Linked DNA regions of Homo sapiens: region 2 is linked to region 1. A link is a contact called in ENCODE Hi-C or POLR2A ChIA-PET data. All regions are on one chromosome and are shown on one strand. Each heading gives the region's core, a stretch centred on a gene start or an enhancer-like site at or near the end of the contact. The rest is flanking DNA. Distances are from core to core; before and after follow the strand shown. Region 1 overlaps RTN4 (reticulon 4). Region 2 overlaps SPTBN1 (spectrin beta, non-erythrocytic 1).

Region 1 (7,561 bases), core at 4,180-6,679:
CAGAAACACAGACCAATGGAACAGAACAGATAACCCAGAAATTAATTAACATATCTATAGCCAATCAATTTTTGGAAAAAAAAAAATGCCAAGAACATTCATTGGGGAAATGCCAAGAACATTCATTGATACTACTACTGAGAAAAAAAATCAGTATTTACATTCCAATAGTAAGAATATAGTTTGTCACAAATTTCTTTGTAAATGGAGGGGGAGGAAGACCAGAATTCATTAGTTTCTTGACAAACTTTACTTCCCAAAATTAATAAAGCACCATCTGCATCACAATACCTTATTCATCTCTCTTGCAAAATCAATCTTTCTTCCCAAAACTAAAACTGATTTCTGCCTACAAAATGTCATTTTAAGAAAACAAGAACAGGAAAGTCCTGGAGGCTCACACCTGTAATCCCAGCACTTTGGGAGGCAGAGGCGGGAGGATCCTTGAACACAGGAGTTTGAGACCAGCCTAGGCAACAAGGCAAGACCTCCTCTCTACAAAAATAATTAGCCAGGCATAGTGACACGAGCCTTTGGTCCCAGCTACTTGGGAGGCTGAGGACCACCTGACCCTGGGAGGTTGAGGCTGCAGTGAGCCATAATCTCACCACTGCACTTCAGCCTGGGCGACACAGCAAGAACCTGTCTCGAAAAAAGAAAAGAAGAACATATGAGATAATAAATGATCTGAGGAAATTAGTATTTTATTATTTAATAGTTTAAATGTTTAAATGCATATACATTAATAAGACCCAGAATTTTTTTAAAAACACACTTAAATATTTCATAATTAGAGATGGCATAAAACTTTTAAGTCATCTGAGAAGAGAGCTTCCCTTATGTTTTATCAGACCACTGCTGTATTTTGGTACATTTGACTTCAGTACACTTGAACCTCCCTTTCACGAAGATACACAGGTAAGTACCTATCCTCACTATAACATAGATCACAATGTTTAACTATGTCCTCAACAGTGTGTCTGTACCAGCTGGCTGTAAGTTGCATAAAGCGCAAAACTTTGTCTTAGTTTCATCTTTTTCCCTGCCCCCCCCGCCAAAAAAAAATCTCATATAGTGCCTGATAGAAGCATGTTAAAGCAACTCTTACCTGCTTTTACACTTTTTTTTTTTTTTGTCTTTTTTTTCTCCCTTTTTTGTGGAGAACGGAGTCTCACTATATTGCCCAGGCAGGTCTCGAACTCCTGGGCTCAAGCTATCCTCCCACCTCTCCCTCCCTGAAAGCTGGGATTACAGGCGTAAGCCATTGTGACTGGCCACTACTTACCTGCTTTTAACAGATGCCTGTTATATAATCAAGTCAAGAAAATTATTAAGTTGCAAGGACTTGAGCTAATCCACCCTTCCTTTTATAGAAAAGGAAAATGACATCTAGAGAAACAAAGTGATTGTCAGTGGTATAGCCAAGACTAAAACCTCAGGTCACCTATATTGTTTTCATTATAGCAATACTGGGTTTCCTTCCCACAACTTTTGTAGAATATATATATTGGGTGTATCTAAATAATTCTCTATTCCCTAGTAAGTTGCTATGATAACTAATATCAAAAAAGGTTAAGTCAAAAAGGCAGGAAATAACAATTTTCTCAGAGAAGGGAGATAAACATATTCTAAAAGAGAATGCCCAAGCATTGCTTACACTTTCTTCCACCATTCCCATTAAGCTTTCAAAGGCAATGCCCCCTTTTCTTCCCTTACTTCTAAACTATTAGGCTATAGATTTCCCAGGTTTAACAAAAACAATCCAAGAAATAGGTGACTCCTGAAATACTGAAATTCCTAAGGGCCACCATCTACTAGAGGACTGCTAGCTTTAAGTTTTGGGAGGAAGCACTAGCGGGGAGGGGAGACTTCAAAGGTGTTGCTACACCGATTACTCCTTGCTCTTCACCCAGTCATCACCAAGCTGCTCTGGGCTTCTGAGACCCTTCTTTCTACTGTTCCCTCCTAAACCATTTTACTGTGCTGTTTGAAACCCCCATTCCACTGTGAACCAGCTCCTCTACTCCTCAACATCTTTACTGAACATTCCTGCCTTTACCTCGCCTTCACTAAAACCTGGCTGTTCCTTGAAGATACTGGTTTCCCTGTGGAACTTGCTAAATGAAGGCTAAATCGTTCTCTCATATTCTACACACCTAAGGGAGGAGTGGGGAGGTCAGTACCCTCTGCTCACCAATGCTGCTTCCAGACTTTTATTTCAGAGACCTTGGGCAAAAGTCTTGGCTATTCCGCTACGTCATTCTCTGTCCTTCCTCATTTCTTCTACCTACCATCCTGCCAGTTACCTCACTGCCCTTTACCAAGGACTCTAACCCCAGTATTCCTCTCCACCCCTAGTCCTGCCATCACCCTGGGTGACTTCAATGTTAGGTAGAAGTGCAATACAGTATCATGGCCTCATAGTTTACTTGACCTCACCTCTAGCAATCTTAATCTGACTACACAGTAGGCCTTTGCCTGATGGCCTAACACTGGCCATTATAATCAACCTGAACTGCTATTCCTCTGAAATTCTAAATTCAACATCCAACACACACACACACACACACACACACACACACACCCTGCTCTCCCGCACATGCATTCTTTCTCTCCCCTACTTTGACCACAATCTCCTATCATTCTGGCATGTATTTATTCCTACTACTATTGGTTCTTAAACCTAATCTGGGCCTTGAGTTCACTGACCATCTACTCTCCTCCTACCTCTCCTACCTTTTTCTATTCACATCCTTCAACTTAGATGCCACAGTCCATCACTTCAAATTACTCTCCTGCTATCACCCTCAACTTTCTTGACTTACTGTCCTTCCACAGGGCCCACCTGCCAAAACACATCCTTGAATCAATACAATCATTTGCCTTCCCTGAACCCATACCTAGGTTGTTTGGCACAATCAAAGAAAAGTCACCCTACCATTTAGACCACCTTTCAACCTTGATTAGGCTCCTAATACAATGCCTTTGGTTTCCCTAGTCAGAGGTATTGCAGATCTCTTCCACCCAAGCATGATCTACTTCATTCCCAGCAAATGAACTAACATACTGCTTTAAAGAACAAACATAAACCATCAAATAATTCCCTCAACTTTCAGTCACAAAACCCTAACAGTATCAATACCCCATACTTTCCTTTCCACTCACTACAATCAAAGCTCTATCGTTCCTTCTCTCTAACACTAATTCTTCCACCTGAACTAGGCAGCACATCCCCATCCCCTTCTGACTTTCTGCCAGCACCTGTAATCAGATTTTCCCCTTCCCACCTTAAAAAAAAAGTCCTACCTCCACTGCATACTCTCCTTCCTGCTTGCTAATATTTTAATTTTTCTCCAATAAAAATCTCAAACTTCTTAAGAGTAATCAACATTTAATAACCACTTACTCAAGTCTCATTCACTTCTCAATCCTAGCCATGCCCATGCACACCACACCATTTGCCGCTGTCATGACAATATCTTCCCTCCTTTTTGACCAACTTGCAATCCTTAACTGACCTCTCCAGTATTTGATAATTTTGACCATTTCTTCCACCTTCAAGTAGTCCTCTTCTCTTGATTCTTCCTAATTGGTATCTGGGGCTTTAATTTCTATCTCTAAGCCCATGACAGACACATACAGCCAAGATCTCTCTCAAGAGCTTCATGTGTATAATATCCATAACTTACTGGATATCTTAGAGGTATGTACATCAATACCAACATATCCAAAACCAAATTTGTATCTTCCCTCTTAAACCTACTTTAATCTCTCATGTTCCCTATCTCAGTTTCTCATACTGCCACCCATACAAGTGCACATGCCAGAAATGAAATCCAGGGTTCCTGGGGTCATCTTTACCTCTTCCCCTCATCCTTTATGTCCCTATCCGTCAAACACCAAGTCCTATGTCTCTGTGCTCATCCCACTGCCTGAATGTTCATAATCTCCTCTTTCTTAGATTACAGCAACTGGTCTACCACTGTTCCAATGGTGATGAGCTGGACTGTACTGCTGAAGCACCAGCACTTAAATACATAAGTATATTCAGTAAATTTATCATAATCACTATTTTAGAGAAAACGCAGCTAAATCAGAATGCTAATAAAGAGCACATGTGCAAATCACCTTGTGCAAATCACCTTATGCAAATCAGGTATGTGGAAAATGGATAGTCAAAAGAAAAAAAGGAGAATCGGTACTTTTCAAAAGAATTCATAATAGCATAACTCATTTTATACTTTTCAACAAAATGTCTACACTCAATATGCCTAACTTTATACCTACCACTGGAAAAGTACTATATTATATAGAAATATTTAAAACATACTATAGAAATTTTCTTTAAAAATTAAATATGGTAATTTCTGGGATAACAAAAACACATCTGAAAATATTTTAATATCTCTTGCTCTTCATGTTATCAAGAAACACAAGTGAAAAAAGAAAGAAAGAAAGAAATAGGTACTAAAGCCAATTCTTATAAACAAAAATATTTTCTATTAATAGTTCCATAGTGCAATATAAAAGTGTAACTGTGTGGAAAAGTTAAGGGTGAATGCTGAGTGCAAGAGAGTTAGAAAAAGCACTAAAACCTTTAACTGAAAAAGTGGAGAAGACTTCTTACCAATGTGACATATGAGACACTATAAACATAATATAAAACACAAAATGTAGTGGAATGTTCCCTAAATCCAAAAGTGGCATGAAAGCACAAAACTGCATATAGATTGGATTACCTGAAGTTTTACTCAGCTCTGCTGAAAATATAGCAGATGGTGATCTGTCCTCTTTTTCTGTATCGGAAGGAAGTTTTTTCTCAGCTTCTTTCACAAGAACTTTGGGTTTAACTATGCTCTCTATCTCTGCTTGAGTGGCCAAAGCAGAAACATCTGGAGGCAATAAGAGCACCTTTGATGTAGCAGACCCATTTTTAGAAAAGTCATCTGAGAAACTGATTTTCTCTTCAACTTTGGGTTGTATGTTCTTCAAAGAAAGGTCATGGGGCAATTCTGTGCAAGGCAATGACCCAGCTCCATCCGGGGCATTAGCAATTTCACTTTTGTGGGATACTTCTAGGTCAGTATATTCCCTGGCTAATTTAGAAAATGAATCAGTTTTAGAACTGATCAATGTAGGGAACTCATCTATAATTTCAATTGGAGATGAATCTGAAAACGTTTCAGTTTCTCTTATCTGTGCTTCCTTAGAAATAAATAAGTCATCATTTGAATAAACTGCAGTACTGAGCTCCTCCATCTGCAAAGGAATTTTCTCCTTTTTGCTCAATGTTGAAACTTCATCAGGTAACAGGGTATCTTTTGTGTTATCTAAACTGAGCTTAAAAGATTCCAAATATGGCTTTCCTCCCTCAGGTGGCAAAGCACTGAGTTTTTCCTTATTTTCATATTCTATCATTGACTCAAATGAAGTCTCAGTGAGACTTTCTTTCACAAGCATCACAGTTTCATCTTGTTTTTGTGGAACGTCAGGTATTGAATCATCACTAAATAAGTCAACTGGTTCAGAATCAGGTGAGGAATCTTCAACTAGCTCAGAATGATCAGGCACTGGCTGTTCAACTTTTGCCATTTCTGAATAATCAGAGAAATCCGGAGCTGGTTCAGCAGAAAGCTTTGTTTCTTTAATTAAATCACATGCAATAGATATATAAGGAGCTTCTGTTTCTTGAAGAGCTGCATTAATATTTTCAGGCTCTTTAATTTCTTCCTTTATTCCTGATACTTTTTTTAGTGATACACTCATGGCCTCTTCATATGGTGGGGGGTTTTCAGGCTCATGTTTTATGCTTTCATAATTAACTGAAGAAGCTTCTAATGGTGATGAGCTGGGCTGTATCACGGAAGCACCAGCACTAGGAACTGCAGAATTCAATGGTGCTTCCATAACAATGTCAGGCAAAACTGGTGAAGGAGTAGCTTCTGACTCTTCAAATGATGGGCAAAGCTGTGCTGCAGGATAGAGTGACTCTTGCATAACTTCTGATGTTTGAACCAAGTCCATTTTTGTTTCATAAGCAATCTTTGTACCAGTAACTTCATTCAATTCACTTTCACATGCTTCCTGTACTAAATCTGGAGTCAGGCCTTCAGGCATGTTTGCCACGACTTCCTCAGTCACCTTTGTTAAATTATCTGTTGTGACATAATCTGTCTCAGAATCCTGTGCTGCTACAAGAAAAGGGTTTGATGTTTTGGTGCTAGTATTCTTCTCTGTTACTATTTGGGCCTTCTTTTCTTCTATTTTTTTTTCATCGGTCTTATTTTCTGAAGTAGGATCTCCTAACAAAGGAAAAATGTTTGTTGCAATGCTCTCAGTTGCTGCTGGGTTAAAGGGAGCACATGTGATATATGCTCCTGAACGATCCTTTATACCTTCTGGCGTACTGGGGAAAGAAGTATCATCATTACTACTCTCACTATCTTTTTCGTGATTAGTTTGCTCAAGGCTATCTGCAAAACATTTTTTATCCACTTTACTTTCCAAGTTGCTCTCGATTTTACCTCCAGCAGCCAACATATCACTATCTTCCTTACTATCTTTCACTTCCCATACTCGCTCAAATGGTTTGAAGTCTGCATATTCCTCCCTCATAGGAGCTTCCACTGCAACTCTCTTTTCATTAAAACTGTCTTTTGCTTTTTCTGAAGACACAACTTCATCCTCTTTAACCAATTTAGTAAGAGCTGTAGGTAACTCTTGTTGATTATGAAGGATGTTATTACTAACTAACTTCTCTTCTTCATCTTTATTTTTCACGATTATTTCTTCCCTAGGATTTGCTACTATTACGGCAGATTCTGCTTTTGGAGAGACACTGAACGATGATCCCATTTCTGAGTATTCTAATTCTGAAAACTCTGTTAAATCTCTATCTATGAGTAGAGTTTTTGCCTTCTCTGAGACCTCTTTAGAAGCTTCACTGACATTTTCTTGAAGTGTTCCTTCAGTGGGTAATACTGTTGACAAATTACCAAGGTATTCATGTTCTTTGAAAGAAGCGGCTGAGAGAGGAGACAGAGAAGGAAGAGAAGCAGCAGTTTCAAGCAGGACAGATGGGAAATCCTCTTGACCAGCCGAAATAGTGTTACCTGGCTGCTCCTTCAAGTCCATATTTTCTGTGACCATGGACAGAAAGGAAAGTTAGAGAATGCCAGTGTTCTCAGAGTTAATGCAAGTTTTATGACAGATCCAAAATAGTGTTAGTAAAGACTTACTGTTTACTAAAATGAAATGTTAATAGCAATTAATAAGTAACAATAGAGTAGACTTCAATCATTACTGAAAATATTAAGCTATTGTAAATATAACATATGCATGGCTACAGAGGCAATTACATGCTGTGCAAAGACAAATCAAGTCTGAGTAAACCTCAAATGTTATCAACTAAGATACTAATAGCTAGTTTTAGAGAAGAGAAGAATATCTGTGAAAAGAGTTTCGGTGACAGCATAGGAAAGAAGGGGCACTGGGTAAATGCCATAGACTGGTATTTATTTACAGGAAAGCCTTTCTGGCTATACTCAAACTGTATTTGGAG
Region 2 (6,770 bases), core at 2,827-5,326, 450 kb before region 1:
CTGGTTAAAAAGTGCATGGGTGTGTTTCAGCTGTGCTGGGAATGCTGGCTAAGCCAACTGATTAATAGAAGCAAGTGGAGAAATAAACTTGATCTAGGTAAGAGGTGAGGAACTGAGGTAGGGGAATCTGTGCAGGTTCAGGGTTACTGGACCTTAAAGTACAGAGTGAGGATGGGGTGGTAGGAAGGATTCTAGAAGGATAATAAAGGATGCAAGGCCCTGTTAGGTAAAGGAGTTTGGACGTAAGGCAGTGGGAAGGTACTGGAGGATTTTTATTTTATTTATTTATTTATTTATTTTTGGAAACAGGGTCTCTGTCACACAGGCTGGAGTGCAGTGGCACAATCTTGGCTCACTGCAACCCTCTACCTCTTGGGCTCAAGCCATCCTTCCACCTCAGCCTCCCAAGTAGCTGGGACTACAGGCATGCACCACCCACCATGCCCAGCAATACTGGAGGATTTTAAATAGGAGAGGATTTTAAATCTGGATTTTTAATTTAATTTTATTATTTTTATTTGTATATATTCACGGATTGCAAGTGCAATTTGCTACATTCATGTATTGCATTGTGGTGAAGTCAAGGCCTTGAGTGTATCTATTACTGGAGCAATGCACATGATACCCACCAGGCAGCCTCTCATCCACTTCTTAAATATAAATATACCTATTTACATTTATATATAAATTTCTTAACTCTGGTCACTGAGGCATGCTTTATTCTCTCTCTATATATATAGAAAGGCTAGTCTGACTGCTGGTATGATGATCGTTTTGGAGGGTGCTGGTCAAGGAAGGAGACAGAAGACCAGTGTTTTATTTGCTGGAGTGAGAAACTTAGAAACGACATAACCTCCTAGAATTTTGAAAGTGAAATAGGGGACTTAGAACCTTGTTATTCAGTATAGATAGATGACTTGGGGTTTGTTGGAAATACAGCATCTCAGGCCGACCTCCCCACAGACCTCCTAAGTCAGAATCTCGTCTTTTAAAAATCCCCAAGTGCTTTGTATGCCTGTTCAAGTTTAAGAAGCACTGCTGGCAGTGCGTGGTGGCTCACGCCTTAATCCCAGCACTTTGGGAGGCTGAGGCGGGCGGATCACCAGAGGTCGGGAGTTCGAGACCAGCCTGGCCAAGATGGTGAAACTCCGTCTCTACTAAAAATACAAAAATCAGCCGGTTGTGGTGGCGCACATGTGTAATCCCAGCTACTCTGGGAGGCAGAAGTTGCAGTGAGTCGAGATTGCACCACTGCATTCCAGCCTGGGCAACAGAGTAAGACTCTGTCTCAAAAAAAAAAAAAAAAAAAAAAAGAAGAAGAAGCACTGCCTTGGAAGTAATGGTGTCTGCCTTCTAACTCCTATGAACAGACAAGGAAATAGTTTCATTAAATGGAGGAGTTTTTGGTTTTTTTGAATAAACTGGATTATTTTAACTAAATATAAAAATAATCTTGAGTATAATAGTTAATTAAAGGAAGTTTAGTATTGCTCTAGAAGATTACAGGGCTTTAAAACATAGTTAACTAATTCTGAGCTTTAGAAGTAAGTCTTTTATAGAATTTGGCTGGGATTTTCCTATTTGCTAGTCCTGCAGTTCTAGAAATTTGTGAGGTAAAAAAACAGTTTCTTTTCATATTTACCCATTGATATTAATGGAGAATCACAAAAATACCCTGGGTCAGTTTCTCTAAATTATTCCAGAATTTCAGCATGATGTCCTGGGAAGTAGAAATTTATGAGTCCATACCTGTTTTATGACTTAAACCTTTTAAATACTTTAAAACTATTTTTTTCAGAAACAAAGCACAAATACTCTTCTTCAGCCACACTTCATCTTAGTAGAATGATCCTATATTAAATGAACGTTCCTGTTCTTGCAGTTGGTTAGACTTCAGTCTAGTTTCATGCACATCAAACTTACCTAGTGGTGCCTTCAGGTTTTAGCGCTAATAGTGGATTTGAAGTATGTGAAATATCTGTTACATGGTAAGTGCTCATTTCCTCTGAGTTTGTAGGTGAAACTTTAAAATTACTGGTTATTGATTGGGTAGGGGAGAAAAAACACCTGCTGAAACTTGTTGGCCGGAAGTTTTTACCCCTGGGAAGAAGAAAGGAACGGGGTGGGGGAGATAAGGGAATTCAGTTCTTGGCTGGCAACACTCCAGAACCGTCCTGATGGAAGGGTTGTGGCCAGTTGAAAGCAGCAGTACTGGAGAGGGGACTGGGGGTTGTTCTTTCAAAGGCAGGGTTGAAGGTTATTAATGGACTAAGTTAAATTTCTAGCTGTTCCTTCCTGTTACTCTAGATACTTTTTATATATTTATTATGTCACAGCAGTATTGACGCCCTGAAAAGAAAGAAAAGTGAAAGAATAGTTCACGTAAGATCCCACAAGTCCTACAAATTTTAACTTTCCAATAGTTAATATATATAAGCACACACATATACACACACGTGCAGTTTAGAAGTGTTAATATAGACGAGTTTTGTCTTGGCTTTTTATTTTTTACTTAACATCATCTTAAGCTTTTCATATGTGGTTATTTCTGTGCCTCTTACCAAATATTGGCAATTCACTTTCCAAATCAGACAATTACTTACCAGTCTGAGAGCCTGCTTCTCATCTATGGGATGAAGGTCATACAAATTCTGTGTAATGAGATTGTTGTAAGAATTAGGTGAGATTCTGTGTGGAAACTGTGTTTGGCACAGTCCCTGGTACATAATAAGGGCTCATAGGATTATTACAGATCCTAGTTAAATGGCAAGGCAGGGCCCAGCAGGGTGAGCCTTGTAAACTTGAGTGCCTCAACTCCCACCCCCACCCCCAAACCTGTTCTGGGTGTGGTTTCCTTTAGCATGTTGGGAGAGTGTTTAGTTTGCCTGAAAATGCACCCAACTGAAACCATTCCCCCCCCCCTTTAGAAAGATTAGAAGGTTCAGTCACTTGGGCCTGGTGACTTTTGATGTAGTTTGAAGGTCACAATGCTGGTTCCTCTCTCAAGTTCATAAAAGCCTCTGGAGCAGCTATTGCTGCAGCCAGCGAGCATCCAGCACTTGGTCAGAGAGCCGCCTTTGTCAGAGAGCGCTCCTGTAGCCAGACTCATATTAACTGCCCCCCATGGGTGTGTTGAATGCCTCTACTGTGTTTGCCTTTGAAAGGCCCTTCTTAGCCTTTCTCTCTCCCCCAACCCCATTTTCAAGAGGCACAAGACCTTTAAGTAGCAAATACAGTAATCACAGTAGCATGGAGACACAGGCTGGCCTATATTTGGTTTCACAAAGGCCTTGTGAAAGATCTGGCCTTAAAGTCCCTTTTTAATGCTGAAATTATGCAAGTGGAAAGTTAATTTGAGGATCACTGAGGCACGCTTTATTCATGAAGAATGTGAGCAAAACATAAATACAAAGTCTGGAGGCTCTGTTCTACGCTGGTGGCAAGGAAATTACATAGGTGGTATCTTTATTTGGCTGAATCCCCCTCCCTCCACCAAGAGTGCAACTGTGATAGAATTTTGGAGTGAGAGCTATTGTTTTAAGCACTGACTGGTTGCAGGTGTGTGTGTGCATGTTGCCTGAAACTCTCTACAAACCATAGACATGATTTTGGTGGAATTGGCGTGCCAACAGTGGTTACAGCTAAGATTGTAGAAGACCAAACATTCTGTTGGAATGTGACCTTAACATTTTGAATTATGTTTCTTAAGTAAGATAAATTTCGAAGGTCTATTTTATTTTTATCTTTATTCTTTGAAGGCCTGCTTTAAAGTTTACCGTGTCTTTGAAAGTCTAGTCTGTTGAACTCTTAAATCCCAGTGAGTTCCTATAGATTGCTAGCTTGAGTGTATAGTATTTGAGATGTGAATAAAGTCTAGTGCAAAGTGTGTTTCTTGTGCTTGAAAATGGTGCCCTGATTTCTGTTGAGGGAGACGTTTATTCCTATAAAGGTTTAAACGACTTGCTGTACAATTCAGTCTTGCAATGACAGAGAGATTACACACTATCTGCAAACAACTGCCAAGCAGATGAAATCCTGGCTGTGGGAAGTCTGCGGTGAAGAGTGGTGGGGGTGGTCAGGAGAGCAGTGGAAGGGAAGTGGCTCAGAACATTGTAGTGGTGGTTTGGCGTGCCTGTCAAGGGCTGTGGGACGTTTTCTCTCTCATTTCAGAAACAAGGGTGGTGGGAAACACATGGGCCGTGGATTTGCATAAACCAACAGTCAAATCCTAGCTCTACCAGTGACTTCACTGAGCCTCATTTTCTTCAGGGGGAAAGAATAAATAGCCCTTGGGGTGATTGTAAAGCCTAATTAGGTATGTTATAATTGTATTAAGAGGATGACGAGTTCACCGTTTGCCAGGGAGTTTTCCGGTTTTAGTGCCAAACATTCCACATCCGGGGAATCTTCCTCAGTCCCAGGCACACTGGGTGGTGAGTCCCCCAGTTATATATGAAGATACCTATTACTGTTCCCTAATTGTATGTACACACACACACACACACACACACACACATACACACACACACACACACACACACATATCTATAAATAAAGGGCTTCTGGAAGCTGGCTGCCTATTACTGTGTACCTGATACTCAGTGGGTATTTGTGAACTCCCAGGAGGATAGTGTGTTAGTGTGTTTGCGTGTATCTCTGTATTCCTTCTTAGGGATGGCATACAAATAAATGTTTCATGAATAAAGGGATGAATGAGTAGGTAAAGTAATATAAGCAGTAATGCATATGTTTTAAAGTGATTTAGCTGGTTTTCCTTCCAGGGGCCTCTTCCCTGAGAAAAGAGCCACTTAATAAATGATGTCTTGAATGAAAGAATACATCATGAAAATAATTTTGTCCATGATGTGGCTAAACTAAAACTCCAGGAAGGGCTTAGGCTGGGCCTATCTACTTTTTTTGATAAAATGAAGTTTAATATGACCCTAGTGACAACCTCCCCTCATCCCCTTAAAGCTCAAATTTAGGGAACTCTTGTGGTTGGACTCTCACATACTCCCTAGGACTCTGCTGGGTGCTGGGGAATTTACTAAACTTTGGTGAGGAGAAGAGGAGAGGAGAGGGAAGCCACGGTACTAAGGTACTTAGGGAGACAGAAACAGTTCCCCTAGAAATTAGACATCACATTGTCTTTTTCCCCCCTTTCTTTTGAATGAGATGGGGCAAGAATATTTGGACCAGGATAAAGTTTTAAGATGCATTTACACTAATGTAATCAGGTTACATAGCAAAAAAATGTTAAAAATGTACCCTGGGAAATTGAAATCTATCCATTCTTCTAGGTGTGGCAGCTTATTCAGATTTTTATGTTGTGTGACCATAAAACGAACACAGCTTTTCTAACCGCGAGTGTCTTTGTTTACAGAGATAACAGTGTGAGTAATGCTTTGCTAGAAGCCAGGCAGTTAAATCACACTCTGAGCAAATAGAGGCTGGGCTTCAGAAACTTAGATAGCACACGAATGTGCAAACTTGGTCTTTTAAACTGAAGACATATCTGAAAGAAAACTGCTTTTGGCCCATGAACTACTTTCCCAGCCCTTTGTGCCTCCCAATCTCTGCCCCCCTTTACAAAAAATCTTTGTTTTTCCTCTACAAATATACATATATGATTTCAATTTGGAGGTGGGATGTTATTTTTTTCACTTGAAACACAAGGAAGCAATTTTTAAAAGTCATACTCGTTCAGCAGTGGGCTTGACTGTAGCCAGTTTGACTAGGAGTTCTTGGCTACAGAACCATACACTTGCAGTCTTTATCAGGGTAGTAAATTCAGATGGGTTTTTGGAAAGGGAGAGGGCTGGAGTTGAGGGAAGGGCACTAGAGCAGTGTGACCCACGGCCCAGGAGCAGTGTGAGTGGGAAGGGGCTCTAGAAGCTGACTGCCTTTGTGTTTGCCACAGCGTGCTGGGAATCAGATGAGAAGGCGGGCCCAGACCCCACCAGATACTCATCTCAGCCATTGTTGTCATTAAATGACTCTGAAATGACCTTTCTTACCTCAGTTTCCTGTGAGCTCATAGTTGTCTGCAGATGTGAATTATGTCATTGATCTTTGCTCCCTCTTTGCTTATAAGGAGTAGCTGTTCTGCTCCATGTTTCTGGAAGAGGAAAGTGATGCACAGGTCACTTAGTAAAGCGGTCCCCAGCCTTTTTGGCACCAGGGACTGGTTTTGTAGAAGACAATTTTTCCACAGATAGGGTGGAGGAAATGGGGAGTTGGTTTCGTGATGAAACTCTTCCACCTCAGATCATCAGGCATTAGATTCTTATTAAGGAGTGGTAACCTAGATCCTTTGCATGCACAGTTCATGATAGGGTTTGGCTCCTGTGAGAATGCTGCTGCTGATCTGACAGGAGGCAGAGCTCAGGCAGTAATGCTTCCCATCCACCACTCACCTCCTGCTGTGTGGCCGGTTCCTAATAGGTCACGGGCCAGGACCAATACCGGTCTGTGACCTGGGGGTTGGGGACCCCTGACTCGGTGATTCAGCAGTTGATTTGGGATCCTCTGTCTTTGTTCCTCCTCCCTCAGCGGGAATTCACAGTGTAACTCATTTGCTAAGGTTTTCTGCGTTAGAAACAGAACTCCTTTTGGACTACTAGGAGACATGGTCATTAGAATAATTATGATTCTTAGTATGACTCAACCCCTTTTTAATATTCAGCCTTATGGAGGGCCTCTGCCTGCGGCTCTTTGCTCAGGCACTAGGGCCACAGGGGTGTAATTTCTATCTCTGCCCTCAGGAAGCT

What was found. A loop is a pair of places that touch in the nucleus more often than their neighbours do. ChIA-PET counts read pairs that join two places held with the same protein, here RNA polymerase II (POLR2A). Pooled maps may share reads with other maps.
Region 2: a loop to region 1 is called in a pooled map, with 3 times the contacts of the local background. The contact joins two enhancer-like sites. A Hi-C loop is called at or near these places in 3 of 37 single-sample maps with no recorded cell type and 2 of 50 pooled maps. POLR2A ChIA-PET finds 5 or more read pairs at or near these places in 2 of 52 experiments (CD4-positive, alpha-beta T cell and OCI-LY7).

What each region holds. Positions count from the first base shown.
Region 1 is chr2:55,020,347-55,027,907 of GRCh38, forward strand. It overlaps RTN4 (reticulon 4), which reads right to left. Exons shown (of 9, transcript NM_020532.5): 3 at 4,740-7,139. Among named protein-coding and RNA genes, the nearest start is that of RTN4, 26 kb to the right of the region's middle. Within about 2 kb of position 5,430, at least 4 of the 41 ENCODE cell types and tissues checked have a DNase peak (open chromatin) inside an H3K27ac peak, as active enhancers do; they include OCI-LY7, where a contact is called at or near this core.
Region 2 is chr2:54,567,060-54,573,829 of GRCh38, forward strand. The region is part of intron 2 of SPTBN1 (spectrin beta, non-erythrocytic 1); the gene reads left to right. Among named protein-coding and RNA genes, the nearest start is that of SPTBN1-AS1, 12 kb to the left of the region's middle. Within about 2 kb of position 4,077, at least 31 of the 41 ENCODE cell types and tissues checked have a DNase peak (open chromatin) inside an H3K27ac peak, as active enhancers do; they include OCI-LY7, where a contact is called at or near this core.